2 separate regions of the Homo sapiens genome follow, and region 2 is linked to region 1. Evidence: read pairs that join two places in POLR2A ChIA-PET (ENCODE). Cell type or tissue: MCF 10A. All regions are shown on one strand.

Region 1 (8,000 bases):
TGGCTCACTGCAACCTCTGCCTCCCAGGCTCAAGTAATTCTCCTGCCTCAGCCTCCCAAGTAGCTGGGACTACAGGAGTGCACCACCATGCCCGGCTAATTTTTTGTGTTGTTAATAGAGACAGGGTTTCACCAAGTTGGCCAGGCTGGCCTCGAACTCCTGACCTCAAGCGATCCACCCACCTCGGCCTCCCAAAATGCTGGGATTATGGGCGTGAGCCACCATACCTGGCTCATGGGTATAATCTTATCTGTTCTCCACAACAACACAAGCAGGTGCTGAAGGCAGATATTCATACCGATTGTGCAGATGAAGATATTTAGACTCAGATATCAAGGGAGGCCAAAGCTGTGTAGCCAGAAAGAGGCAGGGAAGGACTAGAAGCTGGGTCTTGGGATGCTTGGTCCTTTGCTTTTTCCCACTGCTTCATATATGGTTGGTTTTCTTTGTGCTTGGCGTCTTCTCATTTTAATTCCACCCTCTGTCCTTGTCCCAGGCCCCACTGACAAACAACAGCTCACAAACACTCCTGACTCCCAGCTCTCCCTCTGATCTGCAGCAAACAACCAGCCCAGCTTGCTAAAGCGCCCAGAGGTGAAAGCCATGCACAGCATAGGAAGGAGGGTTGAGGAAAGTAGATTAAACTGCTGGCAGGGCCCAAAATTCCAGTGAAAGAGATGACTAATGATGAGACACCAGGGTCTGAAGCTGAGGTTAAATTCAACTGGAAATTCTTGGCCTGGGAGGGATAGGATCTAATTATCAAGATTTTTCACTCCGCGCTTTGCATTTGTTTTCAAGGTTGTTTTAAGTGACTATTTTATTTTCTCTTGATACCATCTCTTGGAGCGAGGAAGGACAGAGGACTGGATCCTCCCAAAGCTTGCCTGAAGGAAGCAGTTGATAGTTCTGATTCCAACACCTGGTAATGTCCCCTGTGTCTTGGGCATGGGTATGCTTTCTCATTTGATCCTTGCTGCAATTCTACCAGGTGGGCTTTTGTATCCCCTTTTTAGAGGACACTCGGGACTTAAGAGGCACTGTAGGCCCTACCTCCTCAGCTGGGTTTGAAATGTATTTGCTGAGTACTTGAGACTTAATTCATTCTCTAGCAAATTATGTGAAATATACTAGTCAGAAGCCAGAGAGGTTGAGTGGCTCCAGAGCCAGAAGACCTATATTCAAATTCTGGCTTTGTTTCTTACTAGCAGGTAATCCTGGACAAGCTACTTAACTTTCTTGTGCCTTGAATAAGGATCATAATAATAATAGGTAACATTTACAAAGCCCTTAGAAGAGTGCCTGGCAGATGGTAAACCCTATAGTTGGTAGGAATTATTCCTGGGCATTAGATACCAATCTTTATTAATGAAGAAGTCTAGATATGAAGAGCTGGAGTAAGTAGACCAAGTTCACACCACTGGAAGGTCTGAAAAAGTGACAGGTCGCCTGGCACCCTCTGCCTGCAGTGGCAGTTAAGAGCACAGGTTTGCTGAGAATGATGGTTTCCAGTTTCATCCATGTCCCTACAAAGGACATGAACTCATCATTTTTTATGGCTGCATAGTATTCCATGGCATATATGTGCCACATTTTCTTAATCCAGTCTATCGTTGTTGGACATTTGGGTTGGTTCCAAGTCTTTGCCATTGTGAATAGTGCCGCAATAAACATACGTGTGCATGTGTCTTTATAGCAGCATGATTTATAATCCTTTGGGTATATACCCAGTAATGGGATGGCTGGGTCAAATGGTATTTCTAGTTCTAGATCCCTGAGGAATTGCCATACTGACTTCCACAATGGTTGAACTAGTTTACAGTCCCACCAACAGTGTAAAAGTGTTCCTATTTCTCCACATCCTCTCCAGCACCTGTTGTTTCCTGACTTTTTAATCATTCTCAGCAAACTATCGCAAGGACAAAAAAACCAAACACTGCATGTTCTCACTCATAGGTGGGAACTGAACAATGAGAACACATGGACACAGGAAGGGGAACATCACACTCTGGCGACTGTTGTGGGGTCGGGGGAGGGGGGAGGGATAGCATTAGGAGATATACCTAATGTTAAATGACGAGTTAATGGGTGCAGCACACCAACATGGCACTTGTATACATATGTAACAAACCTGCATATTGTGCACATGTACCCTAAAACTTAAAGTATAATAATAATAAAATTTAAAAAAAAAGAGCACAGGTTTGGAAACAAGGCTGACTTGGGTCTGAAGCTCAGCTCTGCCACTTACTGGCTCTATGATCTCGGGCAAGTCAGTTAACAACCCTGATCCTCAGTTTCCTTATCTGTAAAATGAGCATACTCATATCTCCTATTTTTGTTGTTGTTGTTTGTTTGTTTGCTTGTTTGTTTGAGATAGGGTCTTGCTCTGTCACCCAGGCTGGAGTGCAGTGGCCTGATCACGGCCCACTGCAGCCTTGATCTCTAGGGCTCAAGTGATCCTCCCACCTCAGCCTCCTAAGTGAGTAATTGGGACCACAGGTGCAAGCCACCATGCCAGGCTAATTTTTAAATTTTTTGTAGAGATGGAGTCTCATTATGTTTCCCAGGCAGGTCTCAAACTCCTGGACTCAAGCCATCTCCCACCTCTGGCCTCCCAAAGTGCTGGGATTACAGGTGTGAGCACTGCGCCCAGCCTCCCTTGTAGGGAACAGACGTGAATGTGTTTAATATGCCCAGCACACAACACAAACACCAAGGCAGTCAAGCCAGGTGCCTGGCCCTCCTGGGAGCCCTTCCCAGCAGCCCTGGCAGTGAGCAGAGCTGGGACATGACCACGCCCCAGCATCAGCTTTTAGGAAGCAGATTCTGGCTGAGTCATTCAAATGGACTGGACTTCACTGCAGCTCCCTTGGAAAATGTGGGTTTGATTCAAGAGCCTGTACATCTGAAAGGTCATTCCCAGAGGCCAGTGGGGCACTGGGTGTGGAGAGGGGAGCAGTCACCCCTCCTGCCTTTTTGCTGGGGCATTTCTGTTTATCAGTGATATCAGTGACTGTTTCAGAAATGTCCCAAACAGCCTCGCTTTGTATCCTGTTGCCACTTGCCCAAAATGCCTTTCTCCTAGAACCTGTTTGGCAGCATCTTCCTGGAACGATAGGGCAGCCAAGGTTGGAAAGCCAAAGTCAGAGACACTCCTGGAGAGGGGTCCACCTGATGGGCCCTGTGTCCCTGTGCTCCCCCAGGTGTCTCTCAAGTCCCCAGGGTGGAGGCGTTTCTGCCAGCCCTTCTCAGAAACTTCTCTGCCCCTTGTTGATAGTAGAAATTAGCCAGCTCCTGGAGGCTGCCAGGCTGCCTGCCAGAGAGGAGCAGTCACTGCTCACATGCCAGCTGCCCCAGGGAAACTCAGAAGCCTGGAATGGAGCCACGTGGAAGAAATATTCCACCAGGGCGGTCCCAGCCTCACAGGGCACTTCCTCCAGTCACAGGGGCCCTGCCCTCCGGAGCTCCACAGCCTGGGAACTCCCTGGGGGGATGCAAGGAGGCTGCCCTGGTGCTGTAATAAGAAATCATCTAGCTGTGTGCGGTGGCTCACGCCTGTAATCCCAGCACTTTGGGAGGCGGAGGTGGGCGGATCACCTGACGTCAGGAGTTCGAGACCAGCCTGGCCAACATGGTAAAACCCCATCTCTACTCAACATACAAAAAGTAGATGGGCATGGTGGCACATGCCTACAGTCCCAACTACTTGGGAGGCTGAGGCAGGTGAATGGCTTGAATCCAGGAGGTGGAGGTTGCAGTGAGCCGAGATTGTGCCACTGCACTCCAGTCATCTCAAAAAAAAAAAAAAAGAAAAGAAAAAAAAGAAAGAAAAAAGAAAAGAAAAAGAAAGAAATCATCTGATAGCTCTCATTTGTTTAGTGCTTACTGTGTGCCAGGCCCTGGGCTGGGCACTTTGTATTCATTCTTTCATTTAATCATTAAAGCCGCCTAGTAATCACACTTATATGAACTTATGAAGTCCAATTTACTCCGTCATGGAGAAATTACTATGTAGTAAGCGTTGTGGGGGGAATAACAATATTAATAATACATAGTCTCAGCCTTCAAGGCATCACCCTCTTGTCTTAATCCTCCAACTTTGGAAACTAATTGCTTTTTGTCTCTTTCGACCGGGGTTTGAATCCCAGCTCCATCACTTACTAGCTGTATGACCTCTAATAAGTTGCTTAACCTCTCTGTGTCTTGGTTTCTTCCTCTGTAACTGGGAATGATCATAATAGAATTTATCTGTTAGAGTTGTGAAGATTAAGTGAGAGAATCCATGGGAAGTACTGGGAACAGTGACTCAGTTCAGAGCACTTAATAATAAGTGCTAGCCATGTATGGGTGTGGTTCAGGGGTGTGTGAAATGTTAGGCAAAATGGCAGATGAATTCATATGGGGCTTTATATATCTCAAAAGAAAGGAGGCATGACCCAGAGACCTAGAAAAGGGGAAGAAGTACTTCTGAATGGGAGATCAAATGTAGACTCTTGGCTGAACCTAGAGATCTTGTTGTTCTATTTTGTCTACCGAAGAGCTGAGTTACTTAGGGAGCTTTTGTAGACAGCACCCTAACTTTTCCTGAGGCCATTTCAGAAAGACACAGCAATCTAACCGTTCAGGACTTGGGGGGCACATCATAAAGGTTATGTACCATAAGTCTGGGGGAAAACTTAGAGATTATATATCTCGTCTGAATGCATCAGTTTATATATGAGGGACTCTGAGCTTGGGGGTTCAGCCTTATATTTTCCTAAGATAACAGCTCAAAGGAAGAGAAGTCACAGATATGAAAGTTCAGTCAGAGGGGCTGGGCCGACATCTGTGCTTTTCCCTGCAGGATTTTTAGGATCAGTGAGACGGTGTGTATTTGGAAGCATTTCAAATGTGTTACCATCGTGTTACTTCCGTGGGCACCTGGTGTTATTGGTTGGACTAGTCAGGATTCTCCAGAGCAGCAGAAGCAATGGGATGTGTGTGCATGTGTTTGTGCAGAGACAGAAAGAGAGATTTTAAGGAACTGGCTTATGCAGTTGTGGGGGCTAGCAAGTCTGAAATTTGCAGGGCGGGCCAGCAAGCTGGAAATTCATGTAAGAGTTGATGTTGCAATCTCTAGTCTGAATTCCACAGCTTAGAAAACTCAGGCAGGGTTTCTATGTTAGAGTCTAGAGGCAGAATTTCTTCTCCAGGAAACCAGTTTTTGCTTTTAAGACCTTCAACTGTTTGGATGAGGCCCATCTAAATTATAGAGGGTAATTTTGCTTTACTTAAAGTCAACTGAGTGTAAATGTTTATCACATCTACAAAATACCTCGACAGCAACATCTGGACTTATGTTTGACCAAACAATTAGACACCACCATAGCCTAGCCAACTTGACATTAAAATGAACCAGCGCAGCTGACCACCGGCACAGATGTAGCAAGCCAGTCTCAGGAGTCCTGATGTCTTTCAGGCCTTTTTTTTTTTTTTTTTTTTTTGAGACAGGGTCTTGCTCTAACACCCAGGATGAAGTGCAGGGGTGTGGCCACTGCAGCCTTGACCTCCCAAGCTCAAGCAATCCTCCCACCTCAGCCTCCTGAGTAGCTGGGACTATTGGTGCATGCCAGTATGCCTGGTTAATTTTTAAATATTTTGTAGAGATGGGCCGGGTGTGGTGCCTCACGCCTGTAATTGCAGCACTTTGGGAGGCCGAGACGGGTGGATCATTTGAGGTCAGGAGTTTGAGACCAGCCTGACCAAAATGGTGAAACCCCCATCTCTACTAAAATACAAAAATTAGCCGGGCATGGTGGTGGGCACCTGTAATCTCAGCTACTCGGCAGGCTGAGGCAGGAGAATCACTTGAACACAGGAGGCGGATGTTGCAATGAGCCAAGATTGCACCACTGCACTAGATCCTGGGCGACAGAGTGAGACTCCCTCTCAAAAAAAAAAAAAAAAAAAAAAATTTGTAGAGACGAAGTCTCACTATGTTGCCCAGGCTGGTCTTGAACTCCTGGACTCAAGCGATCCTCTGGCCTTGGCCTTCCAAAATGTTGGGATTACAGGTATAAGCACCGCACTGGGCCAGGCCTTTTCAATAAGGTTCTGACACACTGGCTGGTAGGTGAACAGCAAAGGAAATGGTTCCGCGCAAGAGGGCGGGTGGTTTGGCTAAGAGAGCTGTTCAGTTCTCCCGGAAACCTTGTTTGGAGGCTGGCATTGGGGTTAATTACTGCAGTGGTGACCTCCGCAGAACTGAGTGAGAGGCAGGCGTAGCTAATCGGAAAACAGGAAATGTCCTGAAGAACGACTTGAGCCCTTGAGCACACTCAGAGTGTGCTCTGCATTTGAGTCAGTTGTTATGTTCTGAGCTGAAAATATTTTATTGCTTTCCATAGGAAGAAACAGTCATCTTAATAAAATTAGACGCAGGAGCCAGGTTGGGGGGTAGGTAATGTGGAGAAAGGGGAGGGAGTTTCCTGTAATTCAATTTGATGTTCAGTGCCTGCAGGTTTAACCTTTTTTTTTTATTTTTACAGAGGTAGAATAAAATAATTGACTAATATAAATATGTGACTGGCTGCTGATAAGAAAAATAATTTATCTACTTTTTTTTTTTTTGCCTGATGTGTTTATGTGTGAGAATAGGTTTTCAATAAAATGTAACATATACACATTTTGATAAACATCAGAGCCTCCTTCTTGAAAGAGATTGAGCTGGGTTTCTCCAGAAGGGTAGGAGCCAATGCCAGCCACTTAGTTTTTCCTTATTAGCTAGGGAAATGGGAGGTGCAGTGGTTAAATGCATGGGCTCAGGAGTCATACTAGACCTGGTTAGAGGGCTTCGTCCTAGCCCTGTGATCTTGAGCAAGTTACCTAACCATTCTGGGCTCTCTTTGCTTCTCTGCAAACTGAGGATAATAAAACAGTGCCTACGTCATAGGCTTGCCAGGAGGATTCAATGAAATGATGCATGTAAAGGGCTTAGCAGGCCGGGCACGGTGTCTCACGCCTGTAATCCCAGCACTTTGGGAGGCCGAGGTGAGCGGATCACTTGAGGTCAGGAGTTCGAGACTAGCCTGGCCAACATGGGGAAACCCTGTCTTTACTAAAAATATAAAAATTAGCTGGGTGTGGTGGCACACACCTGTAATCCTAGCTACTCAGGAGGCTGAGGCAGGAGAGAGATTGTAGTGAGCAAAGAGCGTGCCATTGCACTCCAGCCTGGGCAACACAGTGAGACTCTAACTCAAAAAAAAAAAAAGGTGGGGGGCTTAGCAATGCCCAGCCTGCAGTGAGCATCCCCTAGAGGTAATGCCATTAGCATCAACCTCACACAATGAGTGCCAGGAGCTGCAGGAAGTTCTGGTTGAATAGCTCCACCTGGTCTGTGGTCAACTGGCATCTGCCTGGACTCAGCCACTCCCCTTTGTTTTCAACACACAATTGAATCATGTGTTCAGGAACATGCATTGGGAGAATTGTTGGGCCACTTGGTTTTTCTCATGAGTTATAAAATTTTGAAGTTATAAAATCCAGTTTCTAATACCCTCCTCCTTTAAGTACTTATATCAGCCAAATGAAGCTTAGCCTGGTACTTGAGGCTTCACAGTGAGACCATAACCTTCCCACAAAGCCCGTTTGCCCCCTACCCAGTTCTATGCTCTTTGGTTCCAGCTGGTTGGGTCCTGGAGTGTCCCCAGATGTGACATAACTGGTTCTCCCTCCTCCATGCCTGATCCACCCACCCTATTGTGTCTACTGGAGTGAGCTCGTCTTCTGGCTCCACATTTTCAACCCCTCCTTGCCCTTGAATTCTCATCTAGCTCAGCCTCTGCATCTTCTGTGCACACAGCCTGAAGTCACCTTTCTTTCCTCTGAATTTTTCTGTGCATTGATACCCCTCTGATAGCAACTGAAGTCCTTTCTCTATCAGTCCCGTATAGCCACATTTCCTCTCCCCACTAGACCCCCTGAGGGCAGGAACCATGTCTTGGGTATTTTTGTGT
Region 2 (8,000 bases), 940 kb before region 1:
TTCCCTCTCTTTCTTATTTTGGCCACAGAAATAAGAAGCATAAGAAAGGCTGAAGCAGCAAATGTTGGAGGGGAGAAAACCATGTGCAGTGTGCAGGATTTCTTCTTAAAGGCACGGAAAAGAATTACAAATAGCAGCAGAAGGAAGGAAAAATAACACTTTTTTCATAGGCTATAAGAAAGGTAAAGGTATGCCAACAAACTGAGTAGACCTGAGGAAAATCTTACAAGTTAAAGCTTTTCACAAGACAGGCAAGCATGGCTATCTAAACAGCATAAAATGAAAATAAAAGATTTTTCCCATTAATAAAAAGGAAGCCAAGAATGAATTTGTCCGAAATAATTTCTCATCCAAGTAAAGGCTAGCAAAGTACTTAAAGATTTGTATTTTGAATCTGTTCTCTATTATACACCTCTGTTTATACTCATCAATTACATAGTACCTGAATATGACCCAATTTTAAATCAGTAAAGCAATGTGAGCTATAAAGGTGTGTTGTACTTTCAGTCACTACCTGAGGAGACCTGCCTATTAACCAGCCCAGTATTTCAGTGGTTATAGTCGGGGAATCGCCTGCATCAGAATCACCTGGGGGTCTTTTTAAAAAGTTGGATTCCTGGTGGACCCCACCCAGGATCTACTTGGGTCTCAAGGAATCTGCATTCTTAACAACCCTCCCCCTTCCAAGTAATTTTAAACACTAAATTTAAGAATCACTGTAGTAGGGTCCAAGCAACTATCAGCCATAACTATCTGAAGATAACTCATAGTGTAGCTAACAGAGTTCCTAGGGAGAAAAAAGCTGTCTCAAAAAGGACACACTTTGCCTTTCTGCATACATTTAGAGATGGATAACAGATGTATCGTCTCAAAATCTCCAAATGTTTCCACTCTTTCCCAAAACCTTCCTACCACAACATACTAAGTATGAAATGCATGAGTAAGCCAAGTTAAACATTTCATGGACTTAAACTAAAAAATTGGCTTTGCCTGTCTATAAAAGTTCCTTAAGACAATAAAAGATACAAATATTTTAATCTTTCTCAGCATTCCTTTCGGTTCCTTCTCAGATTTGCTTTTTAGTCAAAGCTTCAAGACTTCGGGAAATGTCATATCACTACATCAGAATCTATTTTAACATCCATCCAATCCCATGTATAAATTATGTTTAAAAATCTTCTTCTGCACAAATTGTGTAACGTTTCCCCAGACAGGACACAAAAATTCATCCAGTATCTTCCTTTCTTCAAATCAGTGGATTTCAGTGGTGAAGCTGAGGAAGGTGTTATAGTAGTCTTGCTACTGTCTGAATAATAACATTTGAATCTTCACTATATGCCACATAGTTAAAACAAAGAATGTAAAATATTATTTAACCCTCATGGCAATCCCATGAATTAGGCATTATTATTATCCCCATTTTATGGATGAGTTGCCTAAGATCCAGAGAAGTCCAGAATTAAAGAGCTAGTAAGCTAATTCAAACCCAAGCAGCCTAACTTTAGAACCAGCATTTTTAAGCACCATACCATCCTGTAATTTGAAGATGCCACCTAGGATTAAGCAATTCACTAAAACCTAGTTGACAATCTGAATCAACTGTGAGCAATTTTCTCTTTTTTTTTGGAGACAGTCTCACTCTGCCATCCAGGCAGGAAGGCAGTGGTGTGACCATAGCTCACTGCAGCCCCGACCTCGCTGGCTCAAGTGATCCTCCCACTTCAGCCTCCCGAGTAACTGTGGCTACAGGTGCACACAACCATGCCCAGCTAGTTTTTTTATTTTTTGAAGAGACAGCCTCTCACTATGTTGCCTAGGCAGCCTTGAACTCCTTGGCTGAAGCAGTCCCCCCACCTTGGGCTCCGAATGCAGGCATGAGCCACTGGGCCCAACCACGCAACTTTCTAAAAATGCAAATTCACCAGCCAAATAATAGGTCTCCTGAATCTGACTAGGCGGAGGCTGTGAATTAGAGAATCTAATTTTTTAAATGTGTTTTTAGGTGATTTTTAAATTTTTTTAAATAAAATGAGATGGGGTCTTGCTATGCTGCCCAGGCTGGAACTCCTGGCCTCAAGCAAATCTCCTGCCTCAGCTTCCCAACGTGCTGGGATTGCAGGCATGAGCCACTATATCTGGGTGCTTTCAGGTGATTTTGAATATACCAAAAGCTACAAACAACTGCACTAGTTCATCAAAGTGCTACAGTGGCAACCTTCATGAAATAACTCATGGTCTGGAAGTTAAAGGCTTAAATTCCAGTTAATTGATTAACTAAAATGTACTTATTACCCCATTCTCTCTCTCACTACTCCTCCCCACCTCAAAGAAATAAGAAAAAATAGATCTAGAATTTGCTACAGAAAAGAAAGAAGAGCTGATGCACTGTGCCATCTTCACATGAAAAACTAAACAAAGATCACTGATATTTCTATCATGATTACCCTAAGGCAGAGTTAGACCTTTGCTAAAAGAAACATTAAAGGTGGAATTTAGAGTTGAAAGGAATAGTCCTATCTCTGGCATGCCTCTCATTTTACAGAGGGAAAAAAAAATTCTGTTTTTTTTCAGCTTTCTCTTTAACTCAGTTCACATTTGTAGTATTTAACCAGTAAATATTTGTGGTCCACTACTGTGTGTGCAACAGAATTGTGTATTATAATACCATGATATTAGAACTGAAGGGACTCTGAATCTCCCAATTTCATAGATAAGGAAACCGAAGTCCAGAAATTTAGTGATTTGTCCAAGGTAACAGAATTATTTAATGGCAGAAGTTGTTACCTAGGACAAAAACCAAGTTACTTATCTCTCAGGCATTGTATTTTCACTACACCAAAAGCTAAGTTTTTGCTCTTAAATTTATAATTCATAGAAATCAGTGTATTAGCTTCAAGCCCTAGGAACAGATCTACAGTCTAGTTGTAATTCTTACATTAATTAGCTATCTGACTTTGGACAAATAACTGTAAAATAAAAATAAACCCTACCCTTCCTAGGTCACAGTAATATGTCAAGAACAACAACCAAAAAAAAACTGTGGCTGGGCACGATGGCTCACACCTGCAATCCCAGCACTTTGGGAGGCAGAGGTGAGCAGATCACCTGAGCTCAGGAGTTCGACACCAGCCTGGGCAACATGGTGAGACCTCATCTCTGAAACAAAAGAAAAGAAAAAAAACACATATGAAAATAATTTTAGAAAACTGTGAAATTATGTAGAACTAAGATACACTTTCATATTTTTTCCCAGAGGCAAACAGGTACTGGTTTTTAAATCTTGTAAATACTGCCCCTAAATAGTGTGCAGTGAAAAGCTTTGAATATCATTGTTCTAGGTTAAACAATGAGTTACCATGCATAACTCATTTCCAATATTAAATTAATACCATCTTGTTAGATCATATCTAGCAAATAAAAGATTATTTATCTGTCAACAGCATCATTGGCTTTCCATGGAGTATTAAGGCATGAATAAGGTGATCATAGAAGTTCCTTCCACTTAAAAGATCTAAAAACTTAAAAGTAAAAACTTTCACTTAAAAGTAACACAACCACTCCCCAAATAAAAACCTTTTAGTCAAAATCTCTATAATGAATAAAATGTGAAGTTTAATTAATAACATTGTACAAATGTTAGTTCCTTAGTTGTGACAAATGTACCATAAATATAAGGTGATGTTAACCAAAGGGGAACTGGGGGAGGGGTGTGGAAACTCTTGGTATTACCTTTGCAACTTTTCTACAAATCTAAAACTATTTAAAAATAAAAGATTTTAAAAATTAAAAATTAATCTCTATGGCCATTTTGGATAATGTAGAGATTTCTATCAAACAAGTAACTCCAAGTTAGTATTATAATAATAGTCTGCTTTGCTTACAAGTGTGTAGTAAAAAATGTTAATTTGGCCAGATGCGTAGCTCATGCCTATAATCCTAGCACTTTAAAAGGCCAAAGCGGGCAGATCACTTGAGCCCAGGAGTTTGAGACCAATCTGAGAAACATGGCAAAACCCTGTCTCTATAAAAAATACAAAACAAAATTAGCAGGTCGTAGTGGTGCATGCCTGTAGTCTCAGCTACTTGGGAGGCTGAGCTGAAAGGATCAATTGAGCCCAGGAGTCTGAGGCTGCAGTGAGCCGTGCCACCGCATTCCAAGCCTGGATGACAGAATGAGATCCTGTCTCAAAAAAAAAAAAAAAAAAAAGTTAATTTAATTTAGCACTTCAAAGTAATATGTTTGAGTGCTTAAATTATCTTACTTCCACAAAAATCAGAGTTTCTGAATACGTTCTACCTAATTTGTATTCAGGTTATCACATCTCTAATCTGCCAGCTGAATGAAAGCCACAAATTCCTAAGTTGAAGTCCTGAACCAATGCTGGATTTCCGGTGCTTTAGTGTAGGTCCCTAGAGTGTTGTTTTTTGGGGGGTTTTTAAAAGAAAATACGGGATCTGAGGTAGGGGAAGGAGTGACACACAGGGAAAAGATATAAAAGGCTCTTGAGCTAGCTCCCCAATTTAACATAATGGTAGCTTCACAACATTCTAAAATCCTAATAGACTTTTGTGTTTATTCTAGAGCAATTAATTACGTATTATTTTCAGTTTTCCTAAAATTTTAAACATTAATTATAGTAGCACAGTTGATCCTGAACAAAACAGGTTTGAATTCAATAGATTCTTCCTTCATTCTCCTTGTAAATAATTATATCAGAGTATTAAAAAGCTGCCCACTTTGGGGAGCTTTTAAAATCTTTTAAAACATCAGAAGTTTCATATTTTGCCTTTTCTTTAGTGATTTGAGAAAGGAATTTTTTTTGAGAAACTCACTTTGAAACTGTCGTTTTTTATTTTAGTTGACTGGTGGAGGCACTATGGAACAAGTAAGGGAGACTTATAGGACAGAGATGTTTATGATGGCTCAGTCAGATGGATGAATTATGATTTTGTCAACTAGCACAAATTCTAGGTGGAAAAAAGGACGTGGCTGACTTTGTTGTTTCTGAGAACCTTAAATTAAGAAAAAACTATACCTATAGGAATTTAGATTTTTCCATGTCATATTTAATAAAAACAAAAAAACTTCATTGGTTTTCATATTAGGGAGAATGGAGACTATCTAGATGTAAAAAGAAATCACTAAAAGAGCCTTTAGTTTTTCCTACTCAACCCAACCATTGTAAAAAGAGCTCTGTGAAAATAGCTTTTGCCACAATATTTAGGAAGTTTCAGAAGTCAACAACTACAGAGAAAGCCACATGGATCTGTATGTTTCAAAATCTATAAAGTCAATTTTCTTTTCAGATAAAGGGAAAAAAATCTCCAATTATTCCTTCCCTACCTTAGCAATGCCCTTTATTCACCAAATTCATATAAAGACTTGGGAAAAAAAATCAGCACTACCAGGAAACACAGATAAGTGTCTATGTTTTTAAAAACAGTAACTATGCCAATGCAATCCTAACAAGCTTCAAAACTATTAAATGGCCTAAAAACAAACAAACAGAAAACTATGAAAGAGTCTATCTATGTAAAAAATAAACCATTCTACTTAGAAAACAAGACATGAATTTACTTGAAGAACCCACAAAAACGGTTTAGAACTTTTTTTAAGAGACATGGTCTCACTCTGTCACCCAGGCTAGAGTGCAGTGACTCAATCATGGCTCACTGCAGCCTTGAACTCTTGGACTCAGGCAATCCTCCTGTTTCAGCCTCCAGAGTAGCTGGGACTACAGGCATACGCTACCATGCCCAGCTTAGAACTATTTTTTAAAAAGAGTAACAAATGGATCTTTGGGGAATTAAGGCAAGCTTGGAAACACAAAAGACTTCAAAAAAGCTTTCACTCCTCCTTACTGCTGAGTGGTACCCATCTAGCATTTCAACTTTTTTTTTTTTTTGAGACGGAATCTGTCACCCAGGCTGGAGTGCAGTGCCACGATCTCAGCTCACTGCAACCTCCCCCCAGGGTTCTAGCAATTCTCCTACCTCAGCCTCCTTAGTAGCTGGGATTACAGGCACCCACCACCACGCCCAGCTAATTTTTTTGTATTTGTAGTAGAGACAGGGTTTCGCCACATTGGCCAGGCTGGTCTCGAACTCTTGACCTCAGGTGATCCACCCGCCTCAGCCTCCCAAAGTGTTGGGATTACAGGCGTGAGCCACTGCGCCCAGCTGCATTTCAATTTTTATAGACAGGAAAGGGTCAAGGATCTGAGGGAATGTTACTTTTAGGGCTCTGACAGCCAAGTCACCATAAACACAGAAAGGTGTCCATGTGAAGCTGAAGCAAGCCCCCAGTAGGGACTGAAATAGAACTCACCTCATGTGGAAGGGAAGGAAAGTGGGAGATGACCACTAAGGCCCTCCAAATGAAAGCAGTCATATTCTAAATGAATTCCTGTTTTTCCTATATATCTACCAAAATGATGTGTCTTAACATAATACTATGTAGTAATAGATACATTGTGTAAAATGCTCCCCCCTCTTTACTTAAGTAAACATAAAACTGTTTTTTTTTTAAGGTTTCTCGTATAGATTTTTGCCTAATTAAGGGAAAGAGAAGAACGAAGTGGGAAGGGAAGAAGAAGGAAAGCATGGAGGATAAATAGGTGGGAGAGAAAAGAGCCATAAAGTGAACAAAGGTTGTAGACTGAACATAAACATGGATTGGGAAATCAGGAATCCTGGTTTCAAATCCCAGCATGCCACTAGCTAACTAAATTACCTTCTTTAGACAATGAGATTCCTCATCTAAAAAAATGAAGTGGGAGTAAGGGTTGCACCCAAGAACAAGATTCCATCCCAAACAAGCCACTTCCAAAGAGAGCCCTCACCTGGAGCTTCAGAGTTGAGAATAGCAACTATGCATTTAGGGGTAGGGTTGGATCTCTTGGGTTGTGTTGTGAGACAGGGGTAATTTCTGATTATTTTCACTGAGGATGGAGATTCTGCTCAAAATTACACTACCTAGCTAGAGCACAGTAAAAGGGAATCCATGAAAGCTACCTATTCAACCCAATCTGAATGGTGTTCTTCATACCAGTGGCTAGGTATTATAGATTCAGAGATGAATGTCACAGTTCCTGCCTTTAAGGTGTTCAGAATTCATTTAAGAAAAACTGTGCCTCTCTGACTCTGCCCTTTCTTTCCCAAGAATGTCATATAAAGGAAGCACTGACTCCTAGAGTCTTGACATTCAGACCTCTATCAGGAAAAATGAGGCTTAGAGAAATTAACTTTAGGGCACCTGTTTTCTGACTTCAAATCCAGTGCTCTGACACATATGAATAATGTGGCCATATGAATGTCATCTAGCTATATTAAGTTCTATTAGTCTATAAGTAAAAAAAATTTACAAATTAAATCAAAATTCCTGCCTACTTAAAACACATGGGAAATGAAAGAAAAAATAAAATTCCTGCCTACTGTTAATAATATGAAAGCCTCCTATAAATAACATTGTTGGCTGGGGCAGTGGTTCACACCTGTAATCCCAGCACTTTGAGAGGCTGAGGCGGGTGGATCACCTGAGGTCAGGAGTTCAAGACCAGCCTGGCCAACATGGTGAAACCTGGTCTCTACCAAAAATACAAAAATTAGCCAGGCGTGGTGGCGGGTGCCTGTAATCCCAGCTACTTGGGAGGCTGAGGCAGGAGAATCACTTGAACCCAGGGGGGCAGAGGTTGCAGTGAGCCAAGATGGCACCACTTCACTCCAGCCTGGGCAAAAGAGGGAAACTCCATCTCAAAAAAAAAAAAAAATGTTCAGAAATTGCAATGTATATATATGCATCTGTCTTCAAACTTAATCCCCATTAGCCTGCACCCCACCTGCAGGTAAGGGACAGTTTTCTAAATCATCTCTATTCACAATGCATGGCAGAGAGCAAGAACTCAAGAGTATACTAGTTGAATTTGTTATCTCCAAAGCCCCTCCCAGATCTAAAATTGCCTGACATCTGACCTCAAAACATGACCAAGATAGATATGACC

Evidence for each region. Peaks named below come from ENCODE experiments on the same cell type or tissue, not always from the same donor. Only the 100,000 strongest peaks of a DNase experiment are listed, where the experiment ranks them.
Region 2: POLR2A ChIA-PET joins it to region 1 with 6 read pairs; 2 of 35 experiments call an interaction of 5 or more read pairs at or near these places.

What each region holds. Positions count from the first base shown.
Region 1 is chr10:93,461,351-93,469,350 of GRCh38, reverse strand. The region is part of intron 1 of MYOF (myoferlin); the gene reads left to right. Among named protein-coding and RNA genes, the nearest start is that of MYOF, 17 kb to the left of the region's middle. RefSeq lists an enhancer at 1-37. In MCF 10A, no CTCF peak of the experiment used is centred here; DNase peaks (open chromatin) are centred at 650, 2,810, 3,400, 7,380 and 2 weaker places.
Region 2 is chr10:94,405,582-94,413,581 of GRCh38, reverse strand. All of the region lies in intron 1 of TBC1D12 (TBC1 domain family member 12), which reads right to left. Among named protein-coding and RNA genes, the nearest start is that of TBC1D12, 7.0 kb to the right of the region's middle. In MCF 10A, no CTCF peak of the experiment used is centred here; no DNase peak of the experiment used is centred here.